Linked DNA regions of Mus musculus: region 2 is linked to region 1. Evidence: chromatin contacts called from ENCODE Hi-C or POLR2A ChIA-PET data. All regions are on one chromosome and are shown on one strand. The core of a region is the stretch at or near the end of the contact, and the rest is flanking DNA. Distances in the headings are between cores, read along the strand shown. Region 1 holds the start of Ppp1r11 (protein phosphatase 1, regulatory inhibitor subunit 11). Region 2 holds the start of Mog (myelin oligodendrocyte glycoprotein).

The links. A loop is a pair of places that touch in the nucleus more often than their neighbours do. ChIA-PET counts read pairs that join two places held with the same protein, here RNA polymerase II (POLR2A).
Region 2: a loop to region 1 is called in a map of T-helper 17 cell, with 2.1 times the contacts of the local background. The contact joins the promoter of Mog here to the promoter of Ppp1r11 in region 1. A Hi-C loop is called at or near these places in 1 of 37 maps with a recorded cell type or tissue (T-helper 17 cell). POLR2A ChIA-PET finds 5 or more read pairs at or near these places in 2 of 5 experiments (Patski and embryonic stem cell).

Annotation. Positions count from the first base shown.
Region 1 is chr17:36,948,323-36,954,162 of GRCm38, reverse strand. It overlaps Ppp1r11 (protein phosphatase 1, regulatory inhibitor subunit 11), which reads left to right and starts at 2,371. Exons shown (of 3, transcript NM_029632.3): 1 at 2,371-2,740; 2 at 4,178-4,286; 3 at 4,609-5,808. The coding sequence starts at 2,657. The coding sequence ends at 4,811.
Region 2 is chr17:37,020,734-37,026,573 of GRCm38, reverse strand. Mog (myelin oligodendrocyte glycoprotein) reads left to right here and starts at 3,176. Exons shown (of 8, transcript NM_010814.2): 1 at 3,176-3,462. The coding sequence starts at 3,375.

The DNA.
Region 1 (5,840 bases), core at 1,122-3,621:
AAACTATAATAAAATGATGGAGTCTGGAATGAGGTTTTTATGGGTCTAAGAGATTCCCCATGACCATAAACAAATTAATAAGAGTCTTTATTAAATACTCATGGCACCAAGATTGCAATTGAGAGCATTCCCAAGAAGCAGCATCAAAGCTTATAAAGTTAGAAACCACCAGATTACATATATTCTGTCTACACATAGGCAGAGTCTAATTTTAGCATATGTCTTGCAGTTAGTTGTCTTAGCCATTGAGCAGAATAGGTAAATTTGATTACAAAAGCAGAAATAGTCTTATGGCCTATTATCTTGCTAGAATAGCAAATTTTACAAGAGCAGTCAATTTAATTTTTTTTTTTTCTGCAAGTATAACAGAGTATCATTAATAGTGTCCGGGACTGGTGCCTGCCCATGGGATGGGTCTCAAGTTGGACAGGGTTATTGGTTGGCCATCCCTTAGCCTCTGCTCCATCCCCTGTGCCTGCCTTTCTTATAGACAGAACAAATATCAGGTTCAAAGTTTTGTGGGTGGATTGGTGTGTCTTGATCCACTGAGGTCCTGCCTGACTACAGAGGTAGGTTCTTCAGATTCCATGTCCCTGATGTGTGAATCACGGCTAAGGTCACCTCCACTGACTCTTGGGTGCCTCCTCTATCCCAGGTCTCTGCCTCATCCTGGGAAGTTCTCCCCCAACCCCTCACCCCTGCTAGTTGCAGATTTCCATTCATTTTCATGGCCATCTAGCCAACTCTTCCTGTCCTTCCCCACACTGGATCCTGACTCCACCCTATTCCTTTCCCCATTGCCCCACCTTCCCAGTTCCCTTCCTCCATCTGACTTATGACTATTCCCCCTTCGAAATGAGATTCAAGAGTCCTCACTTGGGCCATGGAGTGTACTGTGGTACCTGTATTTTGTGGATAATATCCACTTATAATGAGTACATACCATGCTTCTTGTCCTCTGAGAGGCTCCACCCAGCTGCTCACTCAAGATACAGATACCCATAGCCAAACACTGGAAGGAGCTTGGGGACTCTTATAGAAGAATAGAAAGAAGGATTTCAAGTCCCAAAGGGAATAAGAACATCATAGGAAGACCAAATGAGTCAACTAACCCTTAGGACTCTCAGAATCTGAACTACCAAGCAAAGAGCATACATGGGCTGGACCTAGTCCTCCCCTCACATATGTAGCAGATGTGCAACTTGGTTGTCATGCGGGTCCCAAACAACTGGATCAGGGACAATCCCAAAAGCTGTTGCTTGTACATGGGACAGGTTCTTCTAGCTGGGCTGCCTTGTCTAGCCTCAGTGGGAGAGGAAGCACCTAGTGTCGCTGAGATTTGAAGTGTCAGGGTGTGGGGATAGCCAGGGGGATCCCACCCAACTCAGAGAAGGGGATGGGGATGGGGGAAGGATTGTGGGAGGGAGTACCTGGGAGAGGGGCAGTGAACAGGGTGTAAAGTGAATAATAATAATAATAAAATAATTCTTTGTTGGGTGGTGGTGGTGGCCTTTGATCCCAACACTGGAGGAGGCATAAGCAGGTAAGTTTCTGAATTTGAGGCCAGTCTGGTCTACAGAGAGAGTTCCAAAAGGGCCAAGGCTACACAAAGAAACCCTATTTGGGAAAACAAAACAAAACAAACAAACAAACAAACAAACAAACAAAAAAAAACCTTCAATGTCTGGTTAAAAGAGGTAGGCGGGCTGCCACGACAGTTTGTACAAGCTAGGAGCTTACAAATTAGAGCCCCCTCCCCCCGTTTGGACTCTCGAGCATAGTAAGCCTAAATGAAAACCATTACAAGGACAATACAAAAAAGATGCACTTATATGTATTATACATATATCTTATCTAAATCTAGTTTCTCATTGTAAGGAAACAAAAACTGGTATTTTTGGATGGATAGTGGAGAGATTTAACAAAATTTAACCAGATGAATTTGGATTTGTTACTCTGCCCCCTGCATCTAACCTTTGCATTCCTCAAACTGGGAGCTAAATGGTAATCTAGGTGTTTCAGGCTTTAATCTTAGGGCCTACTACAGTCAAAAAATTTCAGGTTTAGTGTACCTTCACTGGGATATCAACAAACAGGGAGACGGCTAGAACCCAGTGTATTTCCTGCTCCTGGAAAACCGCTCCTTGACAGAATGATAAAAAGGAATTTGGAGATAGCTCCCTGTCCCACCTAATTTTTTCACCTAAGCTTATGGATACAGCAGATAGGGTAAGGATTCTAGGCACACAGACCTCATCCTTTCAGCACAACGGCCTCGAGTTGACCAGCCAATGAACTTAAGCCTTGCCTAGCCCCACCCCCCCCACTATGACATCACTTCTGCCAACCTCAGCGTCTGCGCACTATTGCATTACGGCGGAACTATTCTGGCGACGCCTGCTTTGACCCAGGCGGTGGTGGGGAAGGGAAACTGTGTTCTGCAGGATGCGTCACAACCGGAAGTGAAAGGCCGGAAGTGGGGTTGGACAGGTTTTCCCCAGGGGTGGGGAAGCAGAGGCCGTGGAGGAGTAGGGGAGATTAAGAAGCTAGAGCATCCTGGCCTCTACTCCGAGTCTTGTACCGGTTCTCTTAGATCTCTGAGGCTCAGAAAAAGGAAAGGGTGTCTCATCCCGCTTTCTCGCTTTTCGCTTTAGCCATGGCGGAGACAGGGGCCGGGATAAGTGAGACCGTCACTGAGACAACGGTTACTGAGACAACGGTTACCGAGACAACCGAGCCAGTGAGAAAGGCGGGCAGGGGGTCTATTTAGGGGTCTGGGAGGCACTGGGAGGGGGAGGGGGGTTTGGAAAGTTGGTGGGTTTGGGATCTGGGACATCATGTGGGGTTTACTCTTATTGGGAAAATCGCAAGGAACTAAATAGAGATGCTTGGAGCCGCTCAAATGGTTCAAGTGACTGGTCAAGGATTGTTTAATCCGTAGTTACAATTAGAGTATAGGTGTTAAGGCTTGGGGTGGTGGTCTATGTACGTAATAAACGGAAACTGGGTTAAGGAGCCAGAAAGGTACTGGGAGGAAGTGAAACGCCATTTGAGAAGGCGTGGTTTTGGAGGCAAATGTACAGAACGAGTACTTACCAATAGTGCTTACCAATAGATAGTCATGGAATGGGTGCGTGTTAAAGCGGAGGAAATGAGGAAACAAGAAAATAAGGTGAAGTGTGTTTTGGCAGATCAGGGAGGAGAGAAGCAAATGAGCAAACAACTTTTGCAAAAACAAATTGCTTTCAAAGGGAGAAAGATGCGTTGGGTTTGACAATGTCTGGGTTGAAGGAGATTAGTAGTTTAGCAGTTATTACCAGAGATGCCAGAATGTTAAAGAATAAGTGGATAGGATTAGGGAGCCCTGGGCTTGAAGATGAGAGAAGAAAGAATGAAGGCTTTTTTGTAGAAGGAGGGTTTTGGATATTTGTTTTATTTTGATATGTGTGTGTGTGTGTGTGTGTGTGTAGGCCTGAAGTTAACCTCAGATGTCTGAGACATGGTCTATATTTATTTATTTATTTATTTACTTATGATACAGAGTCATTGTGCCTGGAGCTGGCCAAATAGGCTAGTCTGGCTAGCAAGAGATCTGCCTTTTTGCACCACCACCACCACCACATTTGACTTTTTGTTGTTGTTTTTGTTCCCGTGGATACAAGGGATCAAACTCAGGTCTTCATGCTTGCACCAAAAGAGCTTTACCAACAGAGATGTCTCCCCATCCCTGCTTTATTTTATTTTATTTTTTTCTGAGAAAATAGCTATACCATGTTGCAGAGGCCATTTCAGTCTCCCAAGTGCTGAGATTACATACCTCAGTCTCTTTAGAACATGAATAAGAGGTGTGAAGAAGAAAGTGAGATCAAAGGCCAGTCACAGGAAAGGGAGAAAATAACATTCATATATTAATGCCACCAAGGGTGATAGCGTTGGTTGTATCTTAGTTTGCCAATTTGCTGGCACCTTCCCTAGTTTAAGAATTGCCTTCTTTGCATACTATTGGTTATCAAGAACAGGGATTCATACTCTCCACAAACAGGCTGTCCTGCCTCTCCAGGGGCATGATGTGTGTTACTGACTGAGCCAGGGAAGAGAAAAAAGGAGGTTCCATAGGAAACAGGAAAAATCAAGAGGAAGTGAGTCAGATGGGCCCACACCTCTTTTAACTTTTCAGGAGAATCAGAGCCTAACTATGAAACTTCGGAAACGCAAGCCAGAGAAGAAGGTGGAGTGGTCCAGTGACACTGTGGACAATGAGCATATGGGGCGACGCTCGTCGAAATGTGAGTGTGGGTGGCCCAGTGTCCCTGGCCACCATCTCACTGTTGCTTTATAGCTCTATCGAGTTCTTGGTTGGAAAGAAAAATAGGTGGGAATAAAACTATGCGGTACCAACTGCCTGGAGTTAGGGGTGGGGGCGGGGGCAAGCCATGGCAGAATGGGAGTCAGGTTTTTCCGACTCTCTCTTGAATTCCTGGGGGAAGAGGCTAAGGCAGCTGGATTCCAGAAAAGTAGGGAGAGGTTTTCACACAGATCTGGTGGAAATGAAACTGACTGAACACTGCTCTTCATCCTTCTTAGCTGGCTTTCTCTCTCTCCATTCAGGCTGCTGTATTTATGAGAAGCCTCGGGCCTTTGGCGAGAGCTCCACCGAGAGTGATGAGGATGAAGAAGAAGGCTGTAGTCATAAGCACTGTGTACGGGGTCACCGCAAAGGACGGCGTCCTACAACCCCAGCACCCACCCCAACCACTCCTCCACAGCCTCCTGATCCCTCTAAGCCCCCTCCAGGACCTATGCAGCACTAAATCCCTCTCACCATTCATGTGTCTGCCTGCCCCAAATATATCCATCTGACATGGGGACTCCACCCATTGCCTCCGTTCTCCTGCCCCCTTCTTCCGTCTCCTGAGTGATAGAGAAGAGGAAGAGGAGGGTGGATACAGATCCTGGAATTCTGACTTGCTGCTGTTCCAGAACCCAGGCTTCTGGGTTCTCCCAGCCCCTGCTTCCCTACAGTTTGCTCCCATGCCTGGGATCCAGGCATCTTGGTCCCAGTCTATCCCTTTTGTTCTCACTGCCAAACTACCTGTCCTGGGATCCAGTATCTTGGCCACCTGCACCCTCAGCTTGAGTCCCAAGCACTTCAACTGGGTTTTCAACGGTCCCAGCTTTCACTGCCAGGGCTCCAATCAGATGCCAGGCAATCTTGCACCCCAGTTCTGCGTATTAATCCTGGCTTATGGTTCTTCTACTGATGCAGTTTTCCTAAATCTTAGTTCTTGCCTGTGGGATGTAAGGTTGTGTGGAGACTATAGGGTTCCCTGGCCCTTCTGCTCCTCTTACCCCTTATGGCTCTCCAAAGGAGTTAGGAGAGGTCTTTGTCATTCACACCTAATGGAAAGTGGAACCAAAAAAAAAAAAAAAATAGCCATGTCCTGAATATAACATTTCTGACAAAGCTGGCTGAGACCACTGACTTAGAGCCAATGATTTTCTCAGCCTTTAATCTTTGAGCTTCAGCATTGGTGTCCTAGGGGCCTGGGTCCCTAAAAGGAAAGAGGGAGAAAGCAAAGAGATGAGGGGACAGGCCCCTGCAGTATGCTCCTACCCTTTCCTGCCTAGGCTTTGGTGTCTGCCAACCCAGGTGTCTTGCTCTCTCAGCCCTCCCCGGCTGGTGCTAGGATCTGGGTACTGCCCTCCAGGCCTCTGGCTGTGCACAGTACAGAAATCAGCAAAACCCATGGCACCACTTAGATCTCATTTATTGCCACAGATGCACAAAATAAATAACCCAACATTGCACAGTGTGTTAAATACAGGCCCATTTATACACA
Region 2 (5,840 bases), core at 1,927-4,426, 72 kb before region 1:
TGACTAGCTGCCTGAAGCCTGGGTTTTTTCTAGTAACTGGCTTGCCTGGACTTAGGCATAGTCTCTTAAACTGCCAGTTTGAAGCCTGTCATGGAGTCAGCCTAGCCTTCTCAGTAGGACAAAGGCTAAAACTGCCCAGTTAACTGTGACTCTGGATAGCTGATCCTTTCCTAAGGGGAAGGGGACCTTCTCAGTTGTCTCTTAGATAATTTCCCTATTTGAGTCCTGGCTGAAGAAAAGAGGGTCTTAAAGATCACTCAATTTGAAAAACAAACAGTCGGTTTGTTTGTTTGTTTGGGTTTTTTTTTTTTTTTTTTTTTTTTTTTTTTTGGTTTTTCGAGACAGGGTCTCTCTGTATAGTCCTGGCTGTCCTGGAACTCACTTTGTAGACCAGGCTAGCCTCGAACTCAGAAATCCGCCTGCCTCTGCCTCCCGAGTGCTGGGACTAAGGGCGTGTGTCACCACACCTGGCTCAAAGAGTTGGGTTTTATGGGGTATAGGATTTCAACCCTTTCTAGACCTAGCAGAGTTGTTTATTCATAACTCATTCCTTTGATAGTCTTTTGTTGTTGTTGTTTGTTTTGTTTTTTCAAGACAGGGTTTTTCTGTATGTCCCTGGCTGTCCTAGAACTCACTTTGTAGACCAGGCTGGCCTCAAACTCAGAAATCTGCCTGCCTCTGCCTCCCAAGTGCTGGGATTAAAGGCATGCACCACCACGCCTGGCTGTCTTTGTGTCTTTTATTTGGAGGTCAGCTTCAAGACCCTCCATTCTTGCTAACTGTGAATTGGAAAAAGGTGACACTCTGACCTGCCAGGTATGGTGGGGTATCTCGGTAATCTCAGCATTTGGGAAGCAAAGGCAGTAGGATCAGGAGACCAAGGTTTTTCTCAGCTATATATCGAGTTTCAGGACAGCCTGGACTATTTGACACTCTATAATCATAACAACATCAACAAAAAGTCACAGTTTGTTACCTAAAAGGAAGTGCAGAATGGGAGAGTCAATGCTTTCTACCATGTGCTTGTTTCTCAAACACTCATTTGATAGGAATTGCATCAGGCTGGTTCATGTCAGCATTATTATTTTCCCAGCAAACCTATGAGGCTTCTCGCTAAATGGGGATAGCCTGGACCTTTCATCTATCAGTCACTGAATCCCAGTAGACTCTTCAGATTCATTCAAACACACCAGTATGATTCAGGCAAAGTAAACTTCATAGGCATGTGGTCAGGGCAGTTGTTCAAGGTTTCATTGCTAGGTAGCTGTTAGCAGATTGAAGATATTAAAACTGGACCCCTCCTTCATGATCAACATCTTATATAATACCAAGGAGTGGGAACTTCAGGACTCTAATTATTGGTCAGAGGATTGCTTTCTGAGCCATTTCTGTCCCTGGGAGGAGATTGGACATTGTACACAACCCAGGAGATCACTAATGGATCTCTCTCTTACCCTGCTCCTGGAAGCCCTAAACACTTTAAGATTGTTTTATTTTATTAATTAAGCACAGCACATACCATGTTGTTAAATAGTTATTAGCTTAAATTAACTAGATACATTTTTCTGTTTCAGCCTGTCAGATTATTTTTTAATGGAAGCGACCTAAATATTGTGGAATGCCTAATTAGATAAATACGAAAAGTTTGAACGAGATACTGTATGTTTGTGTAAAATAGCAAGGATGTTATTTGAGTCCTGATAAGGAAAGATCAACAAGATAAATTTTTAAAAAAACAGAAATGCAAATTAAAATGACTTTGAGATTCTATTTCACCCCAGTCAGACTGGCTAATATACAGACCAAAATAACATTAAATGCTATCTCAGATATAAGAAAGAGGCACTCACACAGAATTAATATTAATAACAACAAACAACCCAACCCAATTCCATGTTTAAAAAAATAAAACAGGCCACACCTGGCATAATGGCCTAGGCCTATAAGCCTAGTACTTGGAAGACTAACACAGGAGGATCCTGGCTTACAAGCCAGGTAGGATCCTGTTTCAAAACAAAAAGGTCCTATTTTCATTATAGATATCACTTTCAGCTGTGAACAACGCCAAGGCAGGACCTGCATCTGCATGCTGCTTCTGTTCCTGAAGCTGTCCCCATGTTGACTGACAATTGCTGCTTCTCTTTCTCATTAGTACTGCTTCTCTGGGCACAAATGACGGTCAGCTCCTACTGTCTACCTTGTGACTTTCTCAATATAATCTTTGATAGCCGGGCATAGTGGCTCACACCTGAAATCCCAGCACTATAAAGGCAGAGACAGGAGGCTCCCTGAAAAGTTGAGGCCAGCCTGGGCTACATAGTGAGTTCCAGGTCACAGAGTAAGACCTACTCTCCAAACCAAATGAACCAAATGAATACAAACCCACCAACTTTCACCAACGAAAACTCATATCCATCCTTTGTCAGCAAAATAGAAGAGGCTGGGCATGGAGGTGCAGGTTTTTAGTCCCAGCACTCACAGAGGCAGGTGAATCTCTGTGAGTTCAAGTCCACCCTGGTCTACATGTCAAGTTCCAGGGCAGCCAACCGTAGGAAAACCTTGTCTCAGAGTTGGGGTAGGGGAGGAGGAAGAGAAGACTAGGTTAGGGTATGACGATTATAGGTGGTCTCATCACCTAGTAGTCGGGATATAAAGCCTGGAGGATCCATAGTTAAAGGTGGTCCTGTGCTATATTAGTTTGTGACCAGGATGGTATATACAAGACCACACACAAACAAAATAGACACAGCAAGTCAAGGCTGAATGCTTTCTATTTTTTAATCACTCTCCCCTAGATAGTTTTTGGTGACAATAAGAGTTAAACAAAGTCGAGCGTGGTGGCTCACACCTTTAACCCCAGCACTCAGGAGGCAGAGGCAGGCAGATTTCTGAGTTCAAGGCCAGCCTGGTCTACAAAGTGAGTTCCAGGACAGCCAGGGCTATACAGAGAAACCTTGTCTCGAAACAAACAAACAAAAAAGAGTTAAACAAGCCTTATAGACTTTACAAACAAGTCCCTCTGATTATCACTGACTAACCACTACATGCCCTTCCCAAGACTGGATCCATGGAGGGGAAAAGAGAAATGCCCAGTACCAGGCAGCCACTGCTCCAGTGCTGTGAGGGGTTGGGTCGGAAAGCAAACCCTGGTCATCAATGGATCTGTAGTCCTTTTGTACAAATATCTGGCAAGGGTGACGTGGGGCCATTCCTCAGGGCACAGCTGTGGTAATGCTTACATGGAGGTTGGGCTTGGGCAGTAGTGCCCTCCCAGATTCTCCCTTCGGGCTTCTTGGAGGAAGGGACATGCAGCCGGAGGACCTCAGCTTGGCCTGACCCTGCTGTTAGGGACTCTGTCCCCGGTAACCATAAAGATGGCCTGTTTGTGGAGCTTCTCTTGGCCCAGCTGCTTCCTCTCCCTTCTCCTCCTCCTTCTCCTCCAGTTGTCATGCAGCTATGCAGGTAAGCATGCTCATTCCACCCCTGCAGAGACCTAGGAGCAGAAAGGGAGTGTCCTTGGCTAACCTCTTTTAATCATCCTCAAATGGCTATACAAACTTCCTGTTTATGCTTGGGTCTGTTGGCATAGTCTCTCTCCTTAAAGGCCTTCCTGACTTCTTGGGGGGGGGGGGCGGGTAAACCCAAACCTTTCCCTATTCATATGGTACTGGGAATTAAACTCAGGGCCTGGTGCAAGCTAAGTTCACAATTCACAACTAAGCTCTATCTGTAGCCCTAGTTTCGTTTCCTTTTTTCATCGTTCAAAAGAGGACACTAACTTCTTGGAGTTACCGTCAGAGTTAAGTGAGAGTATTTTTGTACTTTGCACATTAAGGCAATGCCTGTTTGTAGCAGATCTCAATAAATGTTTGTTGAGGGTCAGTGAGGTGGCTCAGTGGGCAAATGTGCTTGTCTCTAAGCCTGAATGCTAAAATGAAACAACACAAATAAAATAATATATTTAAAAACAAAAACAAAAACAAGTTGAGTTATAGCATCGAGTTATGTTTGAGAACTTGCTCTGCAGAATAAGGCAGAGATACAGGAGCCTGTTGTCCAACTAAAAGAAGAAATAAAGAAACCGCCCTAGTCCAGGCATCCTCTGTGGGCATCCTGGTATAAGGAAGAGCCCAGTTTGCTAGTAGCTGATTCTCACTGGGGAGATGTCCAGAGAAGTTTCCAGAGCTAGCATAAGGCTGAAGATACAAATGAAAAGAAGAGAATTAATACATAGGGGTTAGAGAGATGGCTTTGTGGTAAAGAGTATTACTTCTCTTATGGGAAACTGGAGTTTGATTACCGGCACCCACATCCATGGGGTGACTCCCAACAACCTAGAGCGCTGGGAAGCACTTAGAAGTAGTGGGCCACATGACAAGGAGGCAAGCATCTGAGCTGAGGAGTCAGAGATGAACATAGCTGGTAGAAAAGTGGAAGCCATTGTCAGATGATTTCATGGTGGAGCATTCTGTCCTAGACATTCAGAACATATCTTTTTTTTTTTTTTTTTTTTTTGGTTTTTCGAGACAGGATTTTTCTTTATAGCCCTGGCTGTCCTGGGACTCACTTTGTAGACCAGGCTGGCCTTGAACTCAGAAATCTGCCTGCCTCTGCCTCCCAAGTGCTGGGATTAAAGGCGTGCTCCACCACGCCCGGCTCAGAACATATCTTTTCCTAGAGACTGCTTACTTCATATTAGCTTAAAGTAAAAAAAAAAAAAAAAAGCCCTACTGAGGGTTCATGAATTCCATGTGATATTCCCAAACCTGGCCTGGTGGTGAACCCTTACTTATAATTGTAGCATTTGTGGGATGGAAGCAGAAGGACCAGAAATTCAAGTCAGTCTCAGCTACATGGAAGATTAAGGCCTGCTTGAACTATAAGCATGTCTTAAAAAAAAAAAAAATCAAATAATGAGGAGAGGTATTGAAGAGATGATTCAGCAGTTAAGTATGCTCGCTGCTCTTGCAGAAGATCCAAGGTAGGGGTCTCAGTACCATCATTTATGGGGTAGCTCACAGCTACCTGTAACCCCAACTCCAAGGGATCTCACAGCCTCTTATGGGTTCCAAGAGTAGCTGCACAAAGGTGACATAGAGTCACCCACTCTGATACAGAGGCAAAACCTTTACCAAAAAAATTGAGTGTCCTAAGCTAAGCACAGTGGCACATGCTCATAATTCCAGCACTTAAAAAGGCGAGACAGGAGGATTGCTATGAGTGCAAGACCAATCTGCACTACAGAGCAAGATCCTTTCTCAAAATTAATAAATAGGGGCTCAAGAGATGACTCCGTGGTAAAGAGTATATACTTCACTTACAAAGGACTGGAGATGGGGGGGGGGGGGGAGGTGACAAATGCCTCTGGCCTCTGAAGTCACCTGCACTCATGTGTGTACTGATACACACACACACACACACACACACACACACACACACTTTAAAATAAAACAAACCACTGAGTGTGGTGGTATACAGCTTTGATCCTAGCACTTGGGAGGCAAAGGCAGGCAGATCTCTGTGAGTTCTAGCCCAGCCAGGGCTACACAGTGAGATCCTGTCTCAAAAATAAAATAAAAATGAAAAATGTTTCCTTCCTCACCCTTTTTGGGGGGGGGAGGGGGGAAAGGGTTTCTCTGAATAGCCCTGGCTGTCCTGGAACTCATTTTGTAGACCAGGCTGGCCTCGAACTCAGAAGTCCGCCTGCCTCTGCCTCCCAAGTGCTGGGATTAAAGTTGTGCGCCACCACCGCCCGGCCCTCTCACCCTTTTTGAAGCAGCCTTCTTATGATGGATGAATTTGTCACATCTGATACTTGTTGTTGTTATTTTTTCCCACTC